Linked DNA regions of Homo sapiens: region 2 is linked to region 1. Evidence: read pairs that join two places in POLR2A ChIA-PET (ENCODE). Cell type or tissue: GM12878. All regions are shown on one strand. Each heading gives the region's core, and the rest is flanking DNA. Links, peaks and the distances in the headings are about the cores only.

Region 1 (4,000 bases), core at 1-4,000:
TTTTATTTTTATTTTTTGTCAGTCTTGGCAACACAAGGGGAATTTTTCTGACAGGGCTTTCTTATTTCACATCATCCTATGGAAAAGATCGTGAGTTCTGCTTCTCCCTTATGATTGAGTAGCTGGCATGGTTTCAGTAATAGGGATGTAGGTTCAGGTTTTTTTCCTCCCATCTCTTTGGACGTAAGTCTATGATTATAAAGACATAGAAAAAAAATCAGTTATTTGAATTCAGCCCAGCATTGACATATTTTTGTACCAGGTATGTACTAGACTTTTTTCCTTAGCTGAAAAGCATTAGTGCATTCAAATTCGTGGATGGGCAGTCTTATTTCATGAAGATAATGCATTTGTAAAAATGAAGTTTAATTCTGTTGTAATGCTTAATTAGGGAATTTGTTTCAACACGTCCTGTAGATTTGACCCGCTACTACCTTTTCATCCTTTTATTCAACTGTGGTTTTACATAATTCTCTTTTAACTGGATTGATATTTTTGTCCTTTCAAACATGCTTTTTTATATCTTTTTCTTTTTTTTTTTATCTTTGCTTTCTTAATTTTCTTCTGCCTAAAACACTACTTTTTTCTAAAGGCCTAACTCAACTCCCTGCCTCCTTGGTGAAGTCTTCCTTGCTCACTGCAGCAAAAAGTTACTTCTGGCCAGGTGCCTGTAATCCCAGCACTTTGGGAGGCCAAGGTGGGCGGATCGCTTGAGGTCAGGAGTTGGAGACCAGCCTGGCCAACATAGTGAAACCCCATCTCTACTAAAAATACACAAATTAGCTGGGTGTGGTGGCAGGTGCCTGTAATCCCAGTTACTCAGGAGGCTGAGGCCGATCTCCAGACATTGCTTGAACCTGGGAGGCAGAGGTTGCAGTGAGCCGAGATCGCACCACTGCACTCCAGACTGGGCAACAGAGTGAAACTCCGGCTCAAAAAAATAAAAAAGTTATCTTTCTTGTCTAAACCTTCTGTAAACCTTTGTTCCAGTCATAAGATACTTATATCTCCTTTGAGTGCAGATTTTGTATCAGTCTGATTTTCTTGATACATATAATAAACTTTTTAGGGAAGACATTGTTTTTTCTTTTACAGTTTTGTATTTCTTCTGCTTCACATTCTTTCCTGCCTGGTGACTTACATGTAGGTGTTTATGACAGCCTCAGAGGAAGAGGTGAGGGAGGGAAAAAGCCCTTCAAACTTTGCAATTAGGTTGAAATTTGGCTTTTACTTACTGTGTAGGCACATTGCTTTAACTTTTTGCCAATTGCCTTTATCTTCTTCAAGTTTGTTTCTCTAAATTTGTGTTATGTGTGGGCTTATTTTTAAGCGGTTTGAAAAAACTTTTTATTGAAACAGGATCTTGCTATGTTGCTCAGGTTGGAGTGCAGTGGTGCGATCCTAGCTCACTGCAGCCTTAAACTCCTGGATTCATGCAGTCCTTCCACCTCAGCCTCCTAATTAGCTAGAACTACAGGCATGTACCATCATGCCCAGCTAAAGTTTTTGTAGGGAGAGGGTCTTACCGTGTTGCCCAGGCAGGTCTTGAACTCCTAGGCTCAAACTATCCTTGTGCCTTGGCCTCCCAAAGTGCAGGCATTACAGGTGTAAGCCACTGTGGCTCCTGGCCTGAAAAGACTTTTTTTTTTTTTTTTTTGAGACGGATTCTTGTTCTTTCACCCAGGCTGGAGTGCAGTGGCGCAATCTCGGCTCACTGCAACCTCTACCTCCTGGGTTCAAGTGATTCTCCTGCCTCAGCTTCCCGAGTAGCTTGGGATTACAGACTCACGCCACCACACCCAGCTAATTTTTGTATTTTTTGTAGAGACGGGGTTTCACCATGTTGGCCAGGCTGGTCTTGAACTCCTGACCTTGTGATCCGCCCGCCTTGGCCTTCCAAAGTGCTGGGATTACAGGTGTGAGCCACCGTGCTCAGCCTGAAAAAAGTTTTTGAACCCATGAGAACAAGTCTACAGATTCAGTGTCTGGCACATATTAGGTACTTAATATCCCACCTTTGCACAGTAGACAATGGTGGGTGGAGGTGAGGGAAGAGACTAAACTATCAGGTCAATTATTGTCAAACCTAGATTATTCATTGCAGTTACAGTTTTGTTATTACTGTTCTTTGATATGTTAATTAGCTGATTATCACTGCTTGTTTTTCAATTGCTTTGTATATTTAAACCTTCTGAAGCTTCTAGTGAATGGGATAGCCTTGCTGTAGAGAATTACTGTACTTTCTAGGCCACAGAAACTGACCAAGACAAAAATCACTATGGGTACTATTTTTAAGTGTCGATTTCTCGCTCATGTTCTAAATGTTGGACTTGCTTTATCAGAAAGTAGAATTGTTTTTTTCTTTTGATAAGATGAGACTTGATAAGTTTTGGCCTAAGGATTTTATGTTTTCATTAAACTTGTAACTCTTCAAATGATGTAACAAGTCTGATGTATACAATCAAAAATCCTGTTAGGATTGGAGGGTCATGTTAAATGGAAAAATACTATTCTTGGAGATAACTTGGAAAGTATCATGGTCAAACTCGGGAACATGAATATTTTCCTTTTTTTTTTTTTTTGAGACAATCTTGTTTTGTCACCCAGGCTGGAGTGCAGTGGTGCAGTCATAGTTCACTGCAGCCTCCAACTCCAGTCCTCTGGCATTAGCCTCTAGAGTAGCTAACACTACAGGTGTGCGCCACCACACGTGGTTGGCTAATTTAAAAATTTTTTTTGTAGAGATGTGGCCTTGCTGTGTTGTCTAGATTGGTCTTGAACTCATCTGGCCTGGGTCTCCCAAAATGCTGGGATTACAGGTGTGAGCCCCGGTAGCTGTACTATTTCTTTATTGGTCACCTGTGATGTTCTAGATGCTAAGATAGAAAGATGAATAAGACACATGGCACAGGCCCATATATATTGGTCAGTGTTACTGGGAAGACAAGTAAACCAACAATTATTGGCCAAGTGCTGAGTAGAGGCACTTAAGCTATAACAGACCTCATGTGTCACGATAGAAAAATTAGTAATTTTTTATTTTTGAGACAGGGTCTTGCTATGTTGCCCAGGCTGGAGTGCAGTGGCATGATCTCGGCTTACTGCAACCTTTGTCTCCCGGGTCCAGGTGATCCTCCCACCTCAGCCTCCCAAGTAGCAGGAACTACGAAAGTGCACCCCCGCGCCTGGTTAATATTTGTAGAAAACTTACCAATTAACATTTTGTACATGTAAAGTTTCAGAAATTAACCATGAAAGCGCATTTATTTGTGTAGAGTTTGTTTTTGAATAGCTCTTTGGTCAGAGGTTAAACATTGGTGTTAAAACAGGGTCTATTTTAACAGTTTTTTCTTAGTTTACCTGTTTTCTGATCTGGGAAGAATTCTTTTTTTTTTTTTTTTTTGAGACGGCGTCTCGCTGTCGCCCAGGCTGGAGTGCAGTGGCGCCATCTTGGCTCACTGCAAGCTCCACCTCCCGGGTACACGCCATTCTCCTGCCTCAGCCTCCTGAGTAGCTGGGACTGCAGGCACCCGCCACCTCGCCCGGCTAATTTTTTGTGTTTTTAGTAGACAAGGGGTTTCACTGTGTTAGCCAGGATGGTCTCGATCTCCTGACCTCGTGATCCGCCCGACTCCGCCTCCCAAAGTGCTGAGATTACAGGTGTGAGCCACTGCGCCCAGCCTCTGGGAAGAATTCTTTAGAGCACATTTATCTAGTATGCAGGTAGGAAGAACTGTGTTTAGTTAGTAATTTTCTTGGTAGATACAATTCAGCTATAGATAGCAGATCTATTTTCTTAACTTTTTTTTTTTTTTTTAATTTTCTCGAGACAGGGTCTTGTTCTGTTGCCTAGGCTGGAATGTGGTGGCATGATCACGGCTCAGTGCAGCTCAACCTCTTGGGCTTAAGCTGTCCTCCCACCTCAGCCTTTCAATTAGTTGGGACTGTAGGCGTGCGGTACCATGCTCGCCTTATTTTTGTGTGTGTGTTTTTTTTTTTT
Region 2 (6,935 bases), core at 1,465-5,464, 94 kb after region 1:
CTGCGCCTGGCCTTTTCCCTCATACTTTAAAAAGTATTGATCCATTGTTTATCCAGTATTGATGAGAAGTCTAAAGCTTTATTGGTATCTATTCCTTTGACTGTAACCCATTTTGTTTTTTGCCTCTTAGAAGCCCGCAGAGGTTTCTCTGAGTCCTTAGTAGTTTGAAATATCATGATGGCCTTGGTTGAGATCTAGCTCATCTATTTGGCTGGGCTTTTCTGAGAGCCTATTCAGTTTGGAAACTGAATCCTTCAGTCCTTGAAAATGTTTGTATCTCTCTTCCCTGCCCTTTCCCTCCTTCTCTTTTTTTTTTTTTTTTAAGAACTGTTATTGAGATCTACATAGCCCAGTAATGGTATAGCTACTAGCCGCATGTGGCCTTTTGAGCATCTGAAATGTGGCTAATCAAATTTGAGATGTTTTCTCAGTGCAAATACAAAACAGATATACAACAAAATTAATTTTACCTATTTTTAAATTTTTCCATTGTGGCTAAATTTTAAAATTACCTATGTGGCCTGTACCATATTTCATTTTCCAGTTATATTAAAATTTTTTTGATCTGTTTCTCCAATTTTCGTATCTTGTCTCTATTTCCTATTGTTTCATCTTTTTTGGGGGAGGGGGTTTCTTTCTGGGAGGGTTACACAGCTTTATCTTCTAAACATTGTTTTTTTATTTCTGCTATTGTAGTTTTGATTACTCAAAGAGCTTTTTGGTTTCCTGAATGTTCCTTTCATAGAAAGTATCATTCTGTTCATGTCCTGTACTCTAATTTCTTCTCATAGTCTCTCTGAGGATATTAATCACTGTGTTTTTTTTCTTGTAATGTTTTATTTTCTCTGAAAGTCTGTTTCATCCAAGTTATCTTTCCCCCTCTATTTGTCTGGCCTTTATCTTTTGTGCAAGAGGCTTTACTCAGGTATCTAGTGATCCTCTGTTCTCTGCTCATATTTGAGAGTAGGTGCTAAAAAGCTGATTGGAGGTTCTGATCTGTGGGTTTGTTGACTCTGGGCTTTACTGTAAAATGAATGGGCTGGTTTTTTTCCTTGGGGATGACCCAGTGTCGAATCTTCAGGTCTTTATTCTTGGGCAGGTCAGTTCCCCAGAAAAGCATTTCAGTTTCTTGCTTGGAGGTTCAGGGCAGGTAGGCAGCATTCTGTTAGCTGAGTGAGGAATGAAGACTGGGCGTCTCAGCATTCAGTATGCATACACTCATTTTATCTGTTTTCAAGATCACATTCACATCTCAACTGTGCCCAATGCTCCCCAGTCCGGAGACCCTCTGTTTTATGTTCTCCAGGGAATAAAGCACCAGTTTTATGCTAGGGTAGAGGACATGACCTGAAGATCAACTGTTCATTTAAACAAACTTTCTATAAACTCTCCTGTTTTGGCTTTACCTTTACCCCACCCCCACTTCCAAGGTTCCTAGTATCCCCAAATCCTGAATGTCTGCAGGTTTTGCTGGGTATATCTGGTTGCTTCTTGGTTTTTCCCTCAGCTGGCTTAGGATTCAGGCAGTCTGCTATGTTTATTTGCTTTCCAGTTTCCAATACTTTGTTATTATTTCTCATTTCCTTTATGAAGCCAACAACATTAATTGGTAATAGGGAACAATGTTTTTCTAAAGAACCACAAATTCATGGCAAAGTAAAACTTTTCAAGAGAAGGTTCTAGGAGACCGCTGTTCAAATTCCCACTTGTAGGCCTGAAACCATATTAAGAACCACACCTTTAATGGTTAAAAGAAAATCTCCTTTGGGGAGAGAAAAGTGAAAATAACTAAGTTGTAACTGTTGACTGTTTTCAAGTAAGTCACATTAAGATCTGTGTGTACCTTTTCTGAGAAAGATATAGTTTACATTATTGCAAAAAATTGAACATGTAATACTTGAAAAGTTTTTTACTATTTGTTTTTGAGATAGGCTCTCATTCTGTTACCCAGGCTGGAGTGCAGTACTGCAATCATGGCTCACTGCAGCCTCAACCTCTTGGGCTCAAGTGAGACTCTTGCCTCAGCCTCCAGACTAGCTGGGACCAGAGGCATGTACCACCACACCTGGCTAATTTTTTAAAAACTTTTTGTAGAGATCAGGTCTTCCTATGTTGCCCAGAGTGGGCAAAGTCTTTTTGAGAAATATATTTTAAAAATTGTACCAACTTGATGTTTAACATTATTATTAAAGAACAAAGGGGGACATTCATTGAACCTAATGAATGTGAGGTAATAGGTTGGCTATGGTGAGGTTCAGTCATATCATATCTACTCTCAGAATATAAAAGGGGCAGAATGCTGCCCCACTGTCAAACTATTCCTGATTGTGGGGAAAACCTTGAAGAGTTACATCTCATAAGCAGAGGGCTGCAATACATGTAATAATATCTGGTTGTTACACTGTTGGGACTTTTTTTTTTAAGTAATAATGGTTTCAGTACAAAAGGGGCAGGGGAGTGGCCTCTGGCCTCTAAGATCTCTTTGTGTCTTGAAATTCCTCATTAATTATCTTAAGAGAACCAAAATCAGGCAAAAGGGAATAAAGTAAATCTTGATTTTGACCAAGGATTTAACAGGACTGAAGTGAAAGACAACTTATTTTACTGTGAAATAGAAACTGAAATAATTTAATTACTTGCATTTTCAATTAAGAACTAAGACAATCTTCTCTTTACAATAAATAAAGCTAAAGCATACCCTTCAGTTCTTTGTTAATAGCCCGTAAGAGAGAAAGAAAGCTAGAATGCAAAGATAGATATACTGCCTGAATATTTGCCAAAAGCACATAACTGCTTTTAAATATCTGAAAGATGTGGTAGATCAAACAGATATAATTCTCTGAATATTGGAGACTATAAGGATCAATGAACGAAAGAGAAAAATGAACAGGCTGCCTCAGTGGATAGTTACTTGTCCCTGAAAAGTTTAGCAGCAGGGGCTGGATGGATAATACATGCAGGACATGTTCAGAGGGTATTTTCTTATTGAAAGTACTGGATACTCTCTAAAGTTTCTTTCATTGCAGATTCTTTTTTTTTTTTTCTTACCAAAGGTAACTGATCTTCTCAGAGCCTAAAAGTATTGACTATTTATTGTAGGAAAATTGGAAAACAGAAAACACAGAAGGAATAACTGACCAGAGAGCACTAGTGTTAGATTTCTGCTATATTTACCACCAATATTTGGTTTTTCAAAGCATAATGATATTAATGACAAATTATATTTCTAATATTGTAGACATAAACAAAATTACATTTTTTGTGTGTGTGTGAGACAAAGTCTCGCTCTGTCACCCAGGCTGGAGTGCAGTGACATGATCGCAGCTCACTGCAACCTTCCTCACCTCCTCCCCAACCCCCGGGTTCAAGCGATTCTTGTGCCTCAGCCTCCCAAGTAGCTGGGACTACAGCCATGAGCTAAGATTACTTCTTGTCCTTTCCTTGGACTGAATGAAATTAAGTGCTGAGCAAGTGATTTCTTACCCCTAATATAAACTCCTGTATGCTACTCAAGAAGAAAGTTACTGGAAACTCCATTATTGCTTAGGCAGTAATTAAATGTATATTCTGTTGCATATTCAATATACATATTTTATTATTTACTACTGTGAAAAGCACTGGCCTAGTGCCCTTAGGCATAACAAAGGTGAATGAAATAGCTCCTGGAGATGATATCTAGCCAGATGACTAAGGTAGAAGCAGAATATGATAAAAACCAGGACAGAGAGATTAAAGGACATACTAAAAGAGGGTTTGCAAGAGTTTGTCCACAGAAAACAATCTACCCAGATTCTTCCCATATCTACCTCTGTTACCAGGCATAGGAAAGACTCTAGATCCTAATTTCGTACGCAGCATTTCACGCAGGATTAATCACACCTTAGTGAATGTATTACTTTTTTTAGGAAATTCATTTTTTCAACCCATGTAATTCATAAGCCAGAAACCCCATTTCTGCAAAGTGGTGCCTGTTCCATTTTCTTAAATAAGAGTTTGATTTTCATTCTATAGACAGTCCCTGACTTATGATGGTTTGACTTAGAATTTTTTGACTTTACAATGGGGTGAAAGCCACATGCACTCATTAGAAACTGCACTTTAAGTACCAATACAATCATTCTGTTTTCACTTTCAGTACAGTATTCAATAAATTATATGAGATACTCAATACTTTATTATAAAGTAGGCTTTGTGCTAGATGATTTTGCCCAAATGTAGGCTAAGATGTGTTCTGAGCATATTTAAGGCTGGCTAGACTAAGGTATAATGTTCAGTAGGTTAGGTGTATTAAATAATTTTTGACTTATATTTTCAAGTGATGCTGAGTTTACCAGGATGTAGCCCTACTGTAAGTGGAGGAGCATCTGTACTGACATTTTTGCCAAAATGGTGGACACTATTTTCTGCTCACACTCTGCTTTAGTAAAGCAATGTGAACCACTGAGAATAACATGCAGGGTACCTAGTAAGTGCCACTAGAAACCAAGGAAACAAGTATCAATGGGCAAAATCAGTAGTTATTTTCTTATATAATTGGCCTAATTTTGATTCTCTTAAGCAACAAGCAATTTCATGACACAAAAAGAACTCTCTTTTAGGGAGTCTACAGCCTACTTGGAAAGAAGGTAGACATGCAAATGAATGGCATCTGGATGACAGGCCATATAGTGGTAGAGTCCAGGTTTGGGAGAGATACAAACCTGAGTCTGAATCCAAGCTAGGACACTTACTAGCTGCACAGTCTCTTAGAGCTTCTGTTTCATCAACTGAAAAATGGGACCACTGACACCTCAACTCATAGTGATATGAGGATTAAATAAGCCATTACATATAAAATACTAGTCACTGGCAAAGAATGGAATCTCAATATGTGAGCTGTTAGGAGAAAGGCAACATGCAAGGTAGAAAAGGAGCACCAAAGGAGGTCTAAGAAAGCTTTTGACTCAAAAAACCTTTGTTGGTAACATTCTATGAGAATCCAGTTATGGATCTCATGATGTGAAAAACTGATCTGAAGAGCTCCACTTCTGCTAATGATTACCTAAGTGGGATCATGCCTTCCACTGAGGAAACTGAGGGGACCTCCCCCCATAGAAAAAAAAAACAGTTCAAAGATGCTGGAGAATTAACAGGGCAGTGAAGAATTATGGTATCCAGATCTAGAAGAAAATCCAGAGAGGGGCACCTAGCATTTGGGACCATCTTTCCCTTGGGGCATCTGCAGATTCTGGAAGAGGGACCTGAAAGTTTGAGGAACTAAGCCTTGACTTACTAGTATTTTGTTACTGATTTTGGGTCTATATTCAAGAGGGATGTCAGTCTGTAGTTTTATTCTCTGGTATGTGTTTGTCTGGTTTTGTTTATAAAATGAGTTGGGAATTATTCCTTCCCTTTCTGTTTTCTGGAAAATGTGGTGCAGAATTCAGTATTATTTCTTCTTCAAATGACTGTAAGAATACAATTAAATTATCAGGGCTGGGAGATTTCTTTTTCAGGAGGTTCTAAACTGTGAATTCAATTTTCTTTAATAGACATCTGACTATTCAGGTTATGTATTTCTTTTTAGGTGAGTTTTATTAATTTGTGACTTTAAAGGAAATTGGTCCATTTCATTGAGGTCACCATATCTGTGTATGTATACGTTATTTGTAGCATTCCTTTATTACTTCGTGAATATCTAATTCCCCTTGAGTCATCCTTTTTAATCCATAGATTATTTAGAAGTGTGTTGTTTAATACCCAAGTGTGTGGAGATTTTCCAGTTGTCTTTCTCATATTGATTTCTACATTAATTCCATTTTGTTTACAGAACATACTTTCTAGTATTCTAAGTCTTTTTTTTAAACAGGCTTACCAAAATATATTTCACATATCATATAATTGTTCCTTTTAAAATGTACAATTCAAGGGTTTTTAACATTCACAGAGTTGTATAACCATCACTACAATTAATATAGGGACACTTTCATCACCTACAAAAAGAGACTCCATACCCATTAGCACTCATTCCTCATTTCACCACAGGCTCTCCACGGATTAGGCATCCATTAACCTATTTCCTGTTTCTATACATTTGTCTATTCTGGACAACTCATATAAATGAATTCATACAGTATGTGGTGTCTTGTGACTGGCATCTTTTACTTTACATAAGGTTTTCAAGATCCAGTCGTGTGTAGTATGTATCAGTATTTCATTTCTCTTTACTGCTGTATAATACTTGGTTATATGAATAGATCACATTTGTTTATCTTGGGCTGATCCCAACTTTTGGCTATTGTGAATGACGCTGCTATGAAAATGGGTGTACAAGTTTTTGTGTGGACATGTTTTCATATATCTTGAGTATATACCTAAGGAGTGGAATTGCTAGGTCATATGATATGTTTAACCATTTGAGGAAATGTCAGACTTTTCTGTAACGGCTGCACCATTTTACATTCCTATTGTAATGTATGAGGGTTCCGATTTTTCCACCTGCTTGGCAGCACCTGTTATTATCTGACTCTTTGATAACTATCCTAGTGTGAAGTGGTATCTCATTGTGGTTTTGATTTGCACTTCTCTGATGACTAATGATGTCAAGCATCTTTTCATGTGCTTATTGGCCATGCATATATCTTCTTTGGAGAAACATCTAATCAGATCCTTTGTCCATTTTTTAAACTGGTCAGTCTATTATTGAGTTGTAAGTGTTGTTTATATGTTCTAGATACAAGTTCCTTATCATATATATCATCTGCAAATATCTTCTTCCATGCTGTGGGTTGTCTTTTTACTTTCTTGATCATATCTTTTGATGCACAAAAGTATTAATTTTTTCTTTTTTTTGAGATGAGGTCTTACTCTGTCACCCAGGTTGGAGTACAGTGACGTGATCTCAACTCACTGCAACCTCTGCCTCCCAGGCTCAAGTGATCCTCCCACCTCAGCCT

Evidence for each region. ChIA-PET counts read pairs that join two places held together with the same protein. Peaks named below come from ENCODE experiments on the same cell type or tissue, not always from the same donor. Only the 100,000 strongest peaks of a DNase experiment are listed, where the experiment ranks them.
Region 2: POLR2A ChIA-PET joins it to region 1 with 6 read pairs; 10 of 35 experiments call an interaction of 5 or more read pairs at or near these places.

Annotation. Positions count from the first base shown.
Region 1 is chr3:136,189,125-136,193,124 of GRCh38, reverse strand. The region is part of intron 1 of MSL2 (MSL complex subunit 2); the gene reads left to right. Among named protein-coding and RNA genes, the nearest start is that of MSL2, 5.2 kb to the left of the region's middle. RefSeq lists an enhancer at 3,505-4,000. In GM12878, for the core only: no CTCF peak of the experiment used is centred there; a DNase peak (open chromatin) is centred at 2,107; H3K4me3 peaks cover 3,261 bases; H3K27ac peaks cover 992 bases.
Region 2 is chr3:136,093,305-136,100,239 of GRCh38, reverse strand. The region is part of intron 10 of PPP2R3A (protein phosphatase 2 regulatory subunit B''alpha); the gene reads right to left. Among named protein-coding and RNA genes, the nearest start is that of MSL2, 100 kb to the left of the region's middle. In GM12878, for the core only: no CTCF peak of the experiment used is centred there; no DNase peak of the experiment used is centred there; H3K27me3 peaks cover 121 bases.